Linked DNA regions of Mus musculus: region 2 is linked to region 1. The links are chromatin loops, found by intact Hi-C in ENCODE. Cell type or tissue: heart. All regions are shown on one strand. Each heading gives the region's core, and the rest is flanking DNA. Links, peaks and the distances in the headings are about the cores only.

The links. Peaks named below come from ENCODE experiments on the same cell type or tissue, not always from the same donor. Only the 100,000 strongest peaks of a DNase experiment are listed, where the experiment ranks them.
Region 2: a loop joins it to region 1, with 1.9 times the contacts of the local background. A loop is called at or near these places in 5 of 42 quality-filtered maps.

What each region holds. Positions count from the first base shown.
Region 1 is chr1:168,428,747-168,437,086 of GRCm38, reverse strand. It overlaps Pbx1 (pre B cell leukemia homeobox 1), which reads left to right and starts at 4,918. Exons shown (of 9, transcript NM_183355.3): 1 at 4,918-5,773. The coding sequence starts at 5,583. In heart, for the core only: no CTCF peak of the experiment used is centred there; DNase peaks (open chromatin) are centred at 4,596 and 5,606; H3K4me3 peaks cover 4,224 bases; H3K27ac peaks cover 4,114 bases.
Region 2 is chr1:168,088,386-168,096,725 of GRCm38, reverse strand. No RefSeq gene overlaps it. Among named protein-coding and RNA genes, the nearest start is that of Gm51671, 250 kb to the left of the region's middle. In heart, for the core only: a CTCF peak has its summit at 3,475; no DNase peak of the experiment used is centred there; H3K27me3 peaks cover 354 bases.

The sequences.
Region 1 (8,340 bases), core at 255-8,254:
GAAGGTAATGAAGATCCCACTGGCAAGGATGGCTTTTCTTCAGGAGAGCAGAAAGTGTGCCTAGGGTGTCTGAAACCAGATATTCTCTGCTGACTAGACAGTGCCTAGTCCGACGCAGGATGCTGTCATAAAACATTTGTCAGGTCAAAGTTGGATGTCAGATCCCTGGTTAGCATCCTCTGTGAACTTCAAAAGCAGTTAGAATAAAATCCTAACTCTATCACGTGGCTCAGCACTGAATTCCGTATGCTGTCTCATCTCAAAAGCCACATTCCTGCTTCCTTTTCACTCTCCTTCCTTCAGCTCATCCCAGAAGAGGTTCTTAGCAGTAGCTCTCTCCTGGTTCCACATCTCCCATCCCCAGCATCTCTGCATCATCTCTGCATACTTGTCTCTGCATCATCTCATTGTTCAAAACCAAATCTATGGACAGCTTGGAAAAAGACTATTTATTTAAAAATTTGTTTTTAATTCTTTGAGAATGTCATATGGTATCGTTTTAATCATATTCTGTTGCCATCTCCAACTTTTTCCTAGCTCTTCTCCTCTGCTATCCAACCAGCTTCATGTTCTTTCTCTCTCTTAACAACAACAGAAAAGACACTAAAAACATACAGGCCAATTTGTGCTGGGCAATTTCTGAGCACGGGTCCTGCACTGGCATATTGTTGATACACCCAGTGTTACTCCATGAATAAAACTGATTTCCCCCTCCCAGCAGATATTATTTTCAAAAAACTTCTTGTCTAAGGGTGGGACTTTGTGCCCACCTACCAGCCTTTTTTCTGGGAGGAACTCTATCTGCTTTGGGCTTGTACTGGCCTTCTTCATACTGTCATAGCCTCTATGAGTGCATACATGTATCTATCCTGCTGTTTCCTGATGCTGTTCTCTCAAAGCCGTTCACCACCTTACAGTCTTTGCATCCAACTCTCTTCCTATTCAAAGCTGAGCTCTGAAGGTGGCTCTACTTCCTTGATCATTAGACTGATTCGTCTTATCCACAAAATGTATGCATCTCTGGGCTTGTGTGCTTCCTTATTCACACATTAGAGTGCAAGTGAAAGAATCCAGTCTGTCTCTTCATTACTATGTTCCCAATGCCTTAAAGAATATGACAATGACCATGATGATGTAAAGCATCAATGCTTCCCTACACCTTTGATTGGCATTCCAGGGTCTGAACTGTTGGCCGTTTAGTCCTAACATTGATAGTATATTGACTATCATTCAGTAGCTACTTCTAATGAGCCATTGACAGTCTGGGAACTAATCCTGAATAAAAAATTTAAAAAGGTATTTCTTAGAAAATAGAACCATGTGTGTGGTTGTGAATCTGTCTCTGAACATGCCAACAGATCCAAGTCCTCGTTTACCAGGAAATGGAGTGGGGTCCTTTCACTCATGCCCCACACCATGTTCTTTTCCCTTCAGTGAAGAGAACTGTGTCCTACTATGTTTGAAGAAGTTTGAAAGAGAACCCGTAGTGTCACCTAGTCTTGCCACAGAGGTCAGCATGGTGGGATGACTCTGTGGCGCATTAGAATTAGGTTAGACGAAGAGAAAGCTGCTTTGTTACTTGGTAAAATTTTGATAGTGACTCACATCCGGAAAGCAGGACTCAGCAGGCCTCAGCTCCTCTGATGTTCAGCATGGTCACCAGAGTTATGAATTCTTCCAGCACACATTTATAGAACAGCGAGATTATAAGGAAAATATTGTCCAGATAAGAAAGGAATAAAAACTAGTATCCATCTTCTGTTATGCTTCATAAAGTTGAGAAATTGCACGTAGGATTTTTTTTTCCTCAGAACCTACTTTTATAACTTCCCTAATGTAAGCCTAGACATTTTATTTCACCTAAGGTGTTTTCTCCCTTTGACTTCCTTTATTTGCATTAAAAAATAAGGTCAGAAGGCAGGATATAGAGATGTTCACACAAAATCGTACAATCTAGTGACAGAACAGTTTCGTACGTTCAGTACAATCCATGTCCATACAACAAAACATCCACAGAAGGATGGACTAAATCCTAGCCAGTCACTGAGTGATGCTAGTCTGTACTTGTCTAGGAATTTAAGGAAGTTTGCTTCTTTACCATAGACTAGGAAGGTGTTTAAATTGGGTGTTAAACGAGTCAAATGAAGTGCTAATGTATCAGCCCCGGATACATTGTATCCACAGCTATAATTATGACTGTATCAATGCTGCACTATTCCACACTGGAAGCCATTTCCTTTATCTTTCTCCCTCACACCAAGTCGGCTCTCACAGTGGTACCATCCTGATACCATCTCAACCTTGTCCTTGCCTTCCGGTTTCTATTGCCTTTTGGCTGATGGGATTTAACCTGGTCTCCCCTTCTCAGACGATTTGTGCAGCCTGAGTCATTGACCTGCTAGTTTTGGACAACTGTATAACTAGCCATGCCTCCTGCTCCCATGCTTGAAGCAGTCACTCATGTGACCTCAGTTTTCCATGGGAGAAAGCACAACGCTGCCTGGGCAGTCACACCTCCTTAAAGTTAGTTCCACTGTGTCCACACCCTGAAGCCTCTGTGAACCCCGCCCGCCTTCCAGAACCAATCTGTCCTTCAAACTGCCTCAAAGCCCACTTGCGCTTACTCTAAGTGGATCTTCACTTTCTTTCATCTCTTCTGCAGTGTGTGCTTTTTCTAGTGTACCGATTATTTATATTGTAATTTATTTGGGCAACAGTATAGAGTCACAGTTTAAAGCATAAGAATTGAGACCAATGAGTTGTAGTGACCTAAGTACCTTGAACAGGAAAAATACCATGGTAAGCAATAAATATTAGTTATTTGTTCTATTAATATTGTACACATCCTTAATTCCCATAGCAAAATTGAGCCTCAATGATAATGATCTTATGGTATTACTGATACCTCTCTTAATACTTGACCTGGCAACACTTTATGAGATTCACGACTCAGAACCAATTGCTTCAAAACTGATTTCTTTATAGGCTCTGCTCCTACCTCATGTTGTAAGAGACAAGGGATTTATGTCTTGGCCCACATGGGCCGAGATTGACATGTGACTTAAGTACATAGTTTTACTCAACTTCTGATAAGTGTTGATTAAACCAAGAGTTTACAAGTTGAGATATGTGTGTGAATAAAGCCATTTTTATTAAGTAATATGGATTTGTCAGTACAGTTAATACGCATTATTGCATGCCCTTTTACCAGTGGTGCCAATGAGCATGCTAAGAGCTGCTTTGAAGTGCTTCCCTCAGGGCCCCTTATCTTGCCAAATGTTTGCATAATGATTGATGAAAAAGATAAAATTCTATTTGAGGATCTCCAAGTGCTTGGCTAGGTGGCTGCTTCCCATTCTGCTGATTGGTGCCACTGAGGCTGGCAGTGGCTCCTTTGGCACTATATCTACGCCAGAAAAGGGTTGATGGCTACACAGAAGAATAGTCCCAAGAAGTCCAGAATTTTTCTAAATGACGAGAGTGTTATTTTATCTTATGGGTATTCAGACCAAGTGCCCAATCAGGTTCTACTGTTGGTTGGAATAAAGGAAAATAAAGGTAAATGTGTGGATTTACCCCGGCTCTAACTCCTTATTGGCTTCTCTTAATTCATTTACTTCCTTTTACTTCTAATCCCAGCCTTCTTGTTTTAAGATCTGTTCTTCTAAGTCTTAAGTCTGTTTGCAAGCTAGACAAGCAACAGACATGCAAGTAACTTTTACCACATTCACATGGAGCTGTTAAGTGTGAGGCCTGCTAAGAATCCACCCAAACTTGGGTATGAATTCTAGCTTTGATACTTTATAACTATGGACTTTGAACAAATTCTTTAACCTTTTTGAGTTTCCTCTCTGTGAAATGAGAATAATAATCCATAATTCACAGAGATGTCTTGGGGATTAAATACAATAACTCAAGTAAATTACTTTGTGCATAGTAGGCATTCAATAAATGTCAGTTTCCTTCTTCTCCCTGTTATTAATGCTTATTAGACTATATTAAAAACTAGAACCAGACTGTGATAATGCAATCCCTTATTAAGTGTTTAAGCCAAATAACCAACTTCCCTCAGGGGGAAGAGAAATGTTGAATTCGGTTTTTTTGGTAAACTTATTTATTAGTATTTTTCTCGAGTTTTATTCCTCAAAGTCCACACTTCAGCTACTGTTTATGCCACAAAAATGACAATTTATATTCTCTTTGCTGGCATAGAGTTGAGGATTTGCAAATTATCCACTACCTAGACTTTGATCTATTATTCATTATCTTAGCAGCCCGATTTTATTTACTAACTACGTCATATAACAAAGTTTTGCTTTCAACAGTTTCCCTGAGGTCTAAGGATTTCAGAGAATCAAGTTTACTACCGCAGCGTCACCGCGTAGACGAACGAGGGGTGGGGCGGAGGGATCCACACCGTCTGTGTGCTTTCGTGTTAATTTTACAGTCTTGCGTTTAAGTGGAGCCACGTTTCCCTCAAGGACGGAGCCTAAGAGAAGCAGACAAGAGCTGAAGCTAAGGTCTCTCTGCGCCTTTAAGAACTGGAGACTGGGTCATAGCTCCGCCTCCTTCCCGGCCCACCTCTGAACTCTGATTGACAAGACTCCCGGGCTAGGAGGAGCTGAAGGAGGCCGAGGAGGAGACGCTGGGTGGAAAGTAGGGGGAGGAGGAGCCCACTTTCAGGACTAGCCAATCATAGAAGGGGGCGGGGCTCAAGAGCCCTCCTCCCTCCTCTGACCCCCGCCTCCTGGCCTCTCCGCTCCCTCCCCCCTTCCCTCGGCCCCCTCCCCTCTCCTCCTTCTCCTCCTCCTCCTCCTTCTCCTCCTCCTCCTCCTTCTCCTCCTCCACCTCCTCCTCCTCCTTCTCCTCCTCCTCCTCCTCCTCCTCTCAGGCTGTGGTTTTTCTGTATATGTTTCTGGAGTCCTGAGCCTGGGCTAAACAAAAGCAGGAGGCTGACGGGGCTGCTGGAGTTTGCAGAGACACGGAGGAGGAAAGAGCTTGGGCTTTGCCTGCCGCCACGGCTGGGGGTGATCTGGCTTCTGCTACAGCCCACCCCCTTTGAGATCACTCTGGCCCGGAGTGGGGGTGGGGGGCAGCGGGGGGTGGGGGGGAAAGTTTGCATTGCAATCCCCCTGCCTTCCTCTCCTTTCTCCCGATCAATGCATATTTGCAAAAGGATTAAGCCACAGATTTAAGCGCCGGGAGCCCATTTCTGCCTTGCAAAGGAGATCGGACTGAAAAACCCAAAGGCGGCTCTGATTTCTTTTCGCCAAGTGGGAAGGTGGTTTATTTTTCTTGCTTTTTTGGAGTCAACACCCTTCCCCACCAGCCCTTATCCCCACCCTCACCCCGCAACCCCTTCACGCCCCCCTCCCCCTCCCCATCCTCCCACCATCCTCTAAAGAGGCAAAGAGATTTTTTTTTTCCCCTTTTGGTCTTCTTCTTCTTTTTTTAAAACCCTGGTCCCTGTTTATCCTGAAAAGGATTTGAAGACAGCTTGAAGGATAAAAAGCCTCGGTGCTTCCCAGGCGCCGATCCGAGGAGCCGAAGAGGAAGAGCCGGGGCTGCCGGAGCCTTCAGAGATGGACGAGCAGCCGAGGCTGATGCATTCCCACGCTGGGGTCGGGATGGCCGGACACCCCGGCCTGTCCCAGCACTTGCAGGATGGGGCCGGAGGGACCGAGGGGGAGGGCGGGAGGAAGCAGGACATCGGGGACATTTTACAGCAAATTATGACCATCACAGACCAGAGTTTGGATGAAGCGCAGGCCAGGTGAGATGGAGGCTTTTCTTTGCCTTTCTTGTTTTTTTTTTTTTCCCTCCCTCTCGCAGGGGGAAACAATGGGAACCGAATCACCACAGCGCTTTCTTCTAAAATGTTGTTTCTTTTCTCATTTTGACAAACAACTCTATGGCGGAGGAGTAAAATTTAAAGAAGCGTTGTTATCGAAAGTGTGATCGCCCGTGCTGAGATATGGCTGTGTGTAGATAGATGTTGTGCGAGTGTGTCTGTTAGAGGTATTTGTATGAATGCACAAAAACACGCAGCCACGCCGAAAATACTGCCAACTAATCCGAAAGCGGCCCTCGGCACTTTTTTACAGCTTTAAAAAAGTGTATGAAGGAGGCAGAATTGTCAAGTTCCGAGCCGCATTCCATGCCTTCGGTAGTTGAGGGACTTCGGAACATGACAAAATAAAAAAAAATGTCCCAAGAACACTTTATTTGCAGATCCCGCTGACTCCTAAGCTAATTCAGCAAGTTTGATTTTTTTTTCTTCTTCACTTACCCTTCCGTAATAATAATAATAATAATAATAATAATTATTTGGTCTTTTTTTCCTCACTCCCCACTCAAAATAAACAAACAAACAAACACAAAAAGCAAGGTAGCTCTGTGTTAGTAGATGTCAGATACTAAGAAAATACCTTGCCATCACTCCATTCTGTTTTTAGAAAAAGGAAATGGGAAGAAAGGAAAGACAATTTTGCTTTTGAGGGCTGTTTGTTAGTTTTAAGAGACTCCGATTTTTAGTTTAACTTTATTGTCTCTTATTTGACTTGCTGTTCTCACAGGACAGAGGCGCCTATGTGTGGTCCTTTATAAAGGGGTGGGAACAAATACCAACCATATTTTCTACCCCATGCCTCTTCCAGGATCACTAAGAGTACTCCTAAATTGAAATGGAAACTGGTGGCTTCATTTGTATTTCAGTAGGGCAGGGTATGAAGAAACATAATTATGAAACTGGGACTTCCTTAACTGAACCACCACCAGGTATACATAGTTCTCCACTTTAGGATTTTTTACAGCAAGTCCTCTTTCAAAATGAAAACACAGGTTAAGTGGCAAAGCCACTAACAGCTTGCCCAAGGCCCAACTCAGTTAGGAAGGATTTAAAAAAAAAAAATCTAATGGCCACATATGTCCACACAATTGCTCAGCTCTGTTAAATCTCTGAGTACTTTTTTATTTTGCTTTGGAATTCTTTTAAACATATTACAGAGTGACTAAACCTTATGTGACTTAGTTATATGGTTAACAAGTAATGTGGATTTTATGTAAGAGAAACACAGCCTTGAGAAAGTAAGAGGAAGCAGCTAAGAGCACGCATGCTATGAATTACATTCATTTTAGCTGCGAACACATGGAACATGTAAACTGAAATGCTAAGGCTTAGGATGCCTGAAAAACTCGAGACTGTTAAGGACCCCCCCCCAACTATTTTCATGCTTTTAATGGGGGGGGGGAGATTTTTTGAAAAATTAATTGGTCCTCTTTTCCAATGTTATTATCTGAAGAAAAGCTAATGGGTATGACAAACGAGAGGCTCCCCACTGGCAACTCTCTCTTGAATTGGAACAGATTCCTCCATAACATTGTTCCAGAAAAATACACTCAGACACCACTGATCAACTGGCTTGATCACAAGTTCTTGAAGTGGAAGAGGCCAGTGAACGTGGGTCCTCACTACTTTTCTGCTCTCTCTTTTTTGTGAAACTGACGACAAACTCTTCTCAGCGGGTATCCCCTTTAATGGCCTAGATGCTGAGAAAGATCAGATGCAGTTTGGGGATGGGGAAAAATCCAGTTGTCTCTCTCTAACCCCATTTGTGTAGCGTGGGGAGGCAAAGCTTCTAGATGAGCTGCCAATTCTTTGCATTTGGGCCTGTGTGTGAAAAAAAAAAAAAAAAAAAAAGACTAGTGGGAAGTATTTTTAAAGACCCAGAAAAGATCTTAAATACATTGAACATTCTGTTTTTTAACCCCTTCTGAGAACTAGGTTGCTAACCCCCCACCTTTTTTTTTTCTTGAAAAAATGTAACTACTTAGACTATTAAGCTCTTTTTCTTTCTTACTAGTTCTACATTTGAAGTGCATATTTGTTAATTCAGAAAGTAAGCCATAACTATTTTAGATGCTGTGTGTATGTACGGTTTGAATTTCGAGTTTACTATTCCCCTGTTACAATTGTACAGAGCATGTTTGTGATGCGATCCCTGCCTCTCTGGAGGATGTGGGGTTTTGTTTTTGTTTTTTTTTGTTTTTTTGTTTTTTTTTGTTTTGTTTTGTTTTGTTTTTTCTTTTGGTTTGTTTTGTTTTTTAACTTTAAAACTGATTGAAAAAGAATTGAATGTGTTTTGAGTGCCCGGGGGTTTCTGCTTATCTTTACACATACATTTAGTTAGTAAACAGAATTCCCTTAGCTAGTAGCTGATAACATCAGTATTTTGTTTCCAAAACAATATCATTCTGCTAAGTGAGTCTATAGTAAACTAGAAGGAAGGGCATTGTTCTGTCCCTCAAGTGCATTCCCAGTACAAACATGCACAACCACAG
Region 2 (8,340 bases), core at 335-8,334, 340 kb after region 1:
TGAAAATTGCATTCAAGATTGACAGTGGTCCAGCCTACCCTCCCCAGCTCCATCCACAGCCTCACCAATGCAGGATACTTATGCTTCCAAAGGGGTCATCTTATGGATGGAGGCAGCACATAATGAAGAAACTAGAGTGAAAGAGATTTGTGTTTCTAAGCTTATATGAGACACGCCAACATTTCAGGACACACCTAGAGCTGAATCCAGGGTGAGTAACTGGGCAAGAATCTGTCTCAAGTTGTATACACAAATCTGTTGCAGGAGATTTCAACCTCCTCCCTTGATATTTCAGAATTCTTTGCAATCAAGAGCAAGGATGTATGATATGACCATCAGCTACAATGGGCCCCTGATGCTGAAGTGGCAGCCAAAAGCACTGCCAAGCAGTGTAGGTTCATCTCTAGGCTCAAAATACCACGGAGAGAGGAAGCAGCGTTAGATTGGAACTGCAATTAAGGCCGAAGACAGGGTGGAAAATGGTGTACAACAAGACTTAAATATATATTATTTATGGTGTGCTTGGCTTCATGGTGTGTGTGTGTGTGTGTGTGTGTGTGTGCGCGCGCACGCGCACGCGCACGCATGACATGCATGTTTCTGTGGGCATGGGCGTGTGCTTAAGCCAGTGGAGGTCAGCAGTCAACCTTTGGTGTTGTTCACAGATGTCAACCAACATACACCTTATTATTTGAGATACTCACTGAAATTCTTCAATTAAGTAGGCTATGTTAAATGGTGAGCAAGCCCTAGGGACATGTCTCCAGTTTGGAGTTTACAAGCATATGATTGTCACCATGCCCATCTTATTTTTTCCCCTGCATGAGGCCCTGGGGTTCTTCTTGCTTATACAGCAAACAATTTAGAGAGTGAGCTATCCTCCAGCCTGAGTTTTATATTTCAAACTCATTTAATGTTCACAGTAACTCCAGGAAGGAGGTCCTGTACTTGATTTTAAAGATGCAGACATGAAATTGCAGAAAGGTTAAGCGACTTTCTCCAGGTCACACAGATAAGATGTGGCAAAGCTGGAGAAGGAACCAATAAACATTAGAAGTCACTGCACTTTGGAGAAACTGTAAATTTCAACCGTGGACTTACTGTGTGATAGCAATTTTTTTTTGTGTGTGGGCTTCTATTTGAATATTTTTCCAGAAACTTCCAATGGTAACAGTTACCTTAATAAATCTTCTCACAATTGTAAGGCATGTTGATGTGTCTGTAGTCCCAGGACTCTGAAGATGGAGGTATGAACATTACAGGTTCCAGGTTATCCTGGGCTGCATAGTTAAACCTTGTGGATGATGATGACAATGACGAAGAGGAAGAGGATGATAATGATGATTTTCCAAAAGAAAATGTTTAGCAGGTTAGGTACCTGCTGTTACCTCCATGCTCCAGAGCTTCTACATTAACCGGGTTGTATGCTGGCATATCTCAACAAATGGATGGCCTCGTGCCCAGGCTCAAGAAAAGACATGACAATCAACACAATTCTGTACTCACAGGAGAGAACAGACTAAGAGAGAGACCTGACAGTCTATGCATTCTCTATGACTTGAGTCCAATCTTCACACTCTCAGCTACACAGTGAGGGAATTGGAGCTCCATAATCCATGGCTTGCTACCCGCAGGCACTGACCTGAAAGCAGGCAGAAGATAGGGTCTCATTTTGCAGGCAGGAGTCCCCTCTTTCCAGGTGGTTGCAGATGATGTAGCTGATGGAGTGTGGGTGGCTGTTCTCAGAGGCTAAGGCTGTGGGAATAATGGACGGAGGTCCTGTAGGCTTGGCCTGGGCCCTGCCTGTTTGTCAAGCACTGGCTAGGGACAGCATTCACGTTAGTGATTCAGCTGGAGCCAGGCTGGCAGCTGAGCATTTTGGAGAGCCTGCCTGTCAGTCAAGGCTTACACTCAGCCCTTAATGGCTCTTCCCTTGTCGTTTGCCTGGTGTCGCTTTTATCTTAAGTGAATTTAACAATGGTGAAAGGTGCCAGTCTGAGGTCCCCAGAGAGGAGCTTTGCTGGGAGAACAGTTGCAATGAAAAGTCCCTTCCATCAAATCATCCCTGCTGCTCCACCTGGAGAGTAAGTCACCCCGTGGCTGCAGGGACACCCTGGAGGCTGGGCTGAGCTTTGCCCAGCTTTTCCCCTGCTCAGAGGGCATCCTTTAGGACAGGCAGCTACATGCAGGTCTGCAAAACTGGAGACATCTTGCAACTGCTTTTCCCCTAATATTTACACCCAGAAGCGTTTCTTAAGGAATTTAATCACAGTGTTTTGGGTTAATTTATAGTTACCCAGTCAAAGGATTCTTTCCAATGAGTCGCCCAAGAGAATTTGTTAGATTTATAAACACAGTTACGTCTTTAAGGACTTTTTCCCCCTACTGGTCAGGTTCAAAATAATGAATAAGCCACCTATGAACAAGAGACAGATTTAAGTTTTTAATCTAGTGAAGTTCATGAGAGGTGTAGTCCTCCCAAATGAGTCACTGGAGGGTGAAAAAGGGCTTCAGTTTACCCAGTTGGGCCTGAGAATAAAGGTGGTGGTGTAAAGTGAGCTAGCAGGAAAGAGAACAAGGGGAATCGAGGCAATGGGATAATAAAGAACACCTGCAGACACAATGTGTGCAGCTGCAGACATGATGTGTTCAACTGCAGGCACAATGAATGCAACTGCAGGCTTCGCCTCATCCCCAGATCGGTCGCTCTGTGTTCTTGCAATTAGAATGGGAGTTTGAAGTCACCAGGGAAGTAGTTTCCCATGTAATCAGTGACTAAAGCTCAAAGTTAAGATTATCCAGTTCACAGAGATAATAGCTGTGCATCTAGACTGAACCGCTCTGCATCGAAATCCAAGCCAGCAATAGTCAAATGAAGTGGGGCCAGAAAGAAGCCAATAGCCACACCCACCAGTGTGTGTGGTATGGTAGATGTGTGTGTATAGTGTATGTAGTATGAACGGTATGTATATATGTGGTGTGTGTGCATGTGTGTGTGTGGTGAGTGGTGTATGTGTGGTGTGTGTGTTGTATGCATGTTTTCTTACATATATGGGTGGTATACATATGTGAATGGTGTGTATATATGTATGTGATGTATATATGTATGTATGTGAGCATGTGTAATATATATGTTTGTGTGTGTATGTAGTATGTGTATGGTGTGGTGTGTGTGGTATGGTATGTATGTTTAGTGTGTGTATGTGTGTATGCAGTATGTGTGACAGTGTGTATTGAATGTTGTGTTGTGTGTGGTTTATGTGGTATGTGTATGTATTGTGTTTTGATATATGTGTATATATGTATGGAATTATGGAATATGTAGTAAGGTGTGTGTGTGTGTGTGTGTGTGTGTGTGTGTGTGTTGACAGAACACATCTCCAAGAACATCCTATTGCTTACCACTTGAAACAGTAGGACCTGCCTGCTGGAGGCTAACTTCCCTTGTGTTCAGTTCATGAAGTGCTGAGGACCTCTGATGGCGGGACTGATGTACTTGATATGAAGCAAGGAAGGCAGTGTCAGCAGTCTATGTGGAGTGTGCTATATCCAGCAGTGTTGCTCTCAGTGCGGCTTTTTACAGATAACTATAGTCATTGCCAGGATTTAAGGGCACTCCCAGGGACCAGAGTACTTCTTTCTTATTTATTTAAATGTACACACATTTGCCACTCAAGTTTTTTCAAATAAGGCCTTTCTCTGAGTTGCAATGTCTAAGTTCCAAAAGGAAGACACAGAGTTCCAAAACGATGCTTAAATGGTGCAAACAGGTTGTGTGGAGTCTGTAAGGACCTTGACCTCAAACCCCATGGCTCTAGGGGAAAGCAGTTCACAGGTCATCTTGAGGAAAGAGATGCCAAAGGTGACAGAAGTCAGAGGGACTGTGACAGAGGCCAGACAGGAGCTTTCCCATGGATTAGTACTATCTCCAGGCACTGAGGTCTAGAAAGACTCCTGGGAACCAGGGCTGGTATATAGATCAGGACCAAAGGATCAGAGGGAGGGGATGACTCCAAGTGGGTAGTAGCAGAGGACCACGGACAGATGAGTCCAGACCTGACTAGCTACCCCGACATCCACAGCCAGTAATGCACCCCTGTGTTTCCCATCTGCATTGTGTCTGTGCTTCATCCCCTTTCTAAAACCCTCAGTCTTCCAAGCCCATTTCCACAGACTGAAAATGCCTTTCGTTTATACTGTCAGAGCATCCTCCATAATATAAACAGATACTGCGTTCTCTTCGCTGATCCACTTACCACATAGGTGCGGCTCCCTTTCTATTCACATCACAGTTACCTAGCAGTTCTCAGGAGGCTAGAGATTCTCGGGGTGAACAAGAGCCTCTAGTTAAAGCCTTCTCTATGTATCAATAGCATTACCTTTCCAGAATCCCTGATTCAGTGTCCTCTACTTTAGCCCCCAAATCTTCCTCCACTCTTAGTATAGGACTTAGACTAAGTACAATAAGTCCCTTGTTTGTACTGAGTTCAGGCCATGGAAAGCATCGATCAGGACCCCAGCATTTCCTAAGCTCTTTAAAATAGAATCCTCATGCCTCTAAGCCCTTTCATGAAAGAAAGATCCTTGCCACCCACGTGTTGGCTTCCTGAGAGCATCTAGCAATTATATAGTCTGGATGAATCTTGGTGAGCACCCAGGCATACAATGTGTGGTGGCAGAGACCTGCACTCTTCCAGGATCCCCACAAACAAGAGATTAAAAGGCAGAAGATGAATGGCCTCTGCCTCAGAAACAGCTGCTGCTGCTCCAGCATCTGCATGGCCAGTTGATTTAGAGATTTGTGAAGAGAGCCTCTGAGCCCCAGGCTCCTGCCAAGTGGCTCACCAGGAGCATCCCCGTGGCAGGAATTATCGCTCCACACCAGGTGCTGCAGGACAAATACCTTGGAGCTAGGAGATGAAATACACCTGCTGCTGGAGAGTCCTGCAGAGACCCGGGCACAGCCCCGAATGGCAAGGTCATCCTGCCCTGAATGTCATTCATAGTGACTCCAAGATAAGTCAGTAGCACTCATCAAAGACTGTTCCAGAGGGATGTGCCAGGGCCCTGCTTTTGATGAAAGGTCCTGGTGGTATTGCCAGTTCTCTATTATTGATGTCACGATGCCTGCAGATGCAGGTGGGTACCAGTCAATCCAAACAATAGAAAATAAAACCATGTCCTCCTAACTATGAATGATGGCAGGAGCCTTTCCCCTAAGCACGGCTTCGCAGATATTTTAAGTACTAACTTACTAGCTATAGGTCAGCCCCTCCAATAAAAATTAATGTCCTAGGCACTAGGGAGATATCTTAAAGGGTAAAATGCTTACCTCATAAGAACCAGGTACTGAGTTTGATTCTTAGCACTGATATAAAGAGCCACCTGTAGTGTCGTGTGTGCTTGTTGATCATAATGTGGGGAACTCTAGGTCTCAGTGAGAAGCCCTATTTCAAGAAACAAGGTGGGTGTCTCCTGAGGAACATTATATAGGGTTGACCCTAGTCTCCAAAGGCATGTCCATTAACTCCCTCACACAAGCAAGTATGCACACACACACACACACACACACACACACACACACACGTATGTATGTATGTTTAGGCACATATACACACAAACCACTGTTTTAAAAAATCTGGTATGATCACATATATTTGGGAAACTCTGGGTTTTGAAACCATGAAACACATCTCTTTGTGCAAGACTGTTCAAAACGTTTACTCTGCTGAAATTTTACTATGCACTGGAATTTTCCAAAGGGGAAGAATGCACGCAGCAATATTTGAACACAAGGACCTCTTTACCAGAAGTACCTATTAAGGCAAGTGTTCCTCTAATCACACTTTGGGAAATGCTTCCTCAGGCTAACATTAGAACGGTCTGCATTCTCTGAGACCAAATGATGCTTGAGGAAGAGCCCAGGGGGGTGCTGAGGCCTAGGTTTTAAAAGTGCCACAGGAGGTTTAGAAAGAAGGAAGGAGGAGGGCGAACTCATCCGCCCAGGGCGGGAGGGGAAGCTAAGACTCCTGCCTTGCCTTTGCTGACTCTGGAGCTTCTGAGGGAGGCATTCTGCTGTATTGGAAGGGCTTTGCCTCGACGCTCCAAACAGGGCGTTTGCTTTAAAATTTGGCTGGTGCTATATATTATCAAGGGAAGAAAAACTGAATGAAGGTCCAAAGCTTCCTTTCTTTAAGGGCAAAGGTGACTACATCAAATGTTTTCCTTAAAAGGCAAGGTTTCAGACTAGAGAGGTGGCTCAGGGATGAAGTGATAGCCACACGAGTATGAGAACCCAAGTCCGGATTCCCAGAACCACATAAAGCCAGATGTGGAAGAGTGTGTTTGTAACTCCAGTTTAGTTGAATTCCGGAAAGCTCACAAGCCAGCTAGTCTGGACTGCACGTTGGAGAACAATATAAGAGGACTGTCTCAAAGTGAAAGGTGAAGACTGATGGTGAAGACTGATGTCTCAGGTTTCCTATGACCTCTATTCATAGGCTGTGGCATGTTCGTGCCTGCTCTCATGCATGTGTGACACTCACATACCACACACATACCACACATACACACATCATACACACACACACCTACCACACACATCATACATATACATGCCCCATATACAAAACACACTATACACACACCACACAAGCACCACACACACACACACCCCATACACAAACACACATCATACACACAGCACATACTCCATGCACACACCATACACACAAACACACATACAGACCACAACCCTTTCATATAGTGAAAGTCTCACAGCTGACAGGAAGTATAGAGATTTACTCTAACATACAACTCTATCAGTTCTCCTGGCCACACTGGATGCAGCATCTTGTCATTTGCACCCCTCCAGGGACAGGCACCTAACTACCTTATCCCCCCATCAGAAAGCTCAGAGTATAGGGACCTAGGACCAGAAACCTCACACCTTAGTAGCCAGATCACAACCTTCCAGGTTTCCCTGTGCTTGCTGTTTTGAGTATAGCATTATGCATTAGCCTCTGCCGGTAAGTAATGCAGACTTTAAAATATGCATCAATAAGGAAGGCAGACTGCGTGTCTAGAAAAAGCACAAATAAAGCAGTCATGCCAAGGTCTTCCAAGTTTACTACCAGAGGAAAGGCAATTCTGTGGGTGTGTACCTTGTGGGCTAAGAAGGTTGTGTACAGAAAAGAGGTGATACCTGGGAAAGGGCTTTGGAAGAACGTGAGCAATCTTTCACATAAATGTCAAGTCTTATTAGTCACAGCAGCAATGGTGAGAACCACAGTAGGGCAGAGCGAGAAGGCTGGTGAGAACTGAGAGGAAAGAAAGCACCATACATTTGAGGAGGCAGGGGAGTGTGTGGCCCAGAGGATCTGTCTGGAAGGTCAGAGCCACTCAGTCAGAGAGGAAAGGTACTGAAGACCACTGCCCTGCTCATAATAACGCTACCCCAGTTACTGAACACCTTCTGCTATGTTAACTAAATCTGGGCATCACCCTTCATTTCGCCCCCACTCTGGCCCTCCCTCCCCATCTGTTGTCGAGGCGGGAAAGCCTCTCTCTTAAATCCCAGGAGGCTCTAGGAGGTGAACAGTGCTCACAATTTTTTTAATTAAAATGAACTAAGAGGCTTTTAACAGGTAAAGCGATGCGAAACCTTTGCTGTGAAGGTCTCTCTGTGTCACTGGGCATCATTTAGCAATTCAAGGGGAGATGTACTCCTGGACAAATGAGGCGTTAAGACTCGGTTTCTGGATCACTGCTGGCATCAGGAATGGACTAAAAGGGAGACATATCCTTTGTTGTAAGGACCTCCTGTCTTCCCGTGTCTCTGAAGGACAGCTATACACCCCCCAAAATGTGTCCTTTACCCTTGAACTCCTATTCATCTGGTCCTTGATGCCCCGATGAAGCTGCCAAGCATGACAAACATCAACTGATTTTAGTCTTGGGTAACAATGAAGTCATCCTAAATCGCTCATTAAAAGGTAAAAGAGCTGAGGGAAGGAGGTAGAGTGAACATACAGGAGGTAGGAATCTGGTTGGGTGAGGGCGTGTGCTTAGAGTGTGTGAAGGTGCTTGGATATGCCTGCCTATATTTGTTGCATGTCCACATATGTATTATGTATGTTAACATGTCTGTATCTGTGCCCTTATTCATGTTTGTGCATGCTTAAATATGGTTTTGTATATATATATATATATATATATATATATATATATATGCAAACAAGTGTGTGTGTATGTGTGTGTGTGTGTGTGTGTGAATTGCTTGTGTATGCCTGGGAATGTGTACAAGGCAGAAATCAGGCATCTAAACTCTAACTTGTCACC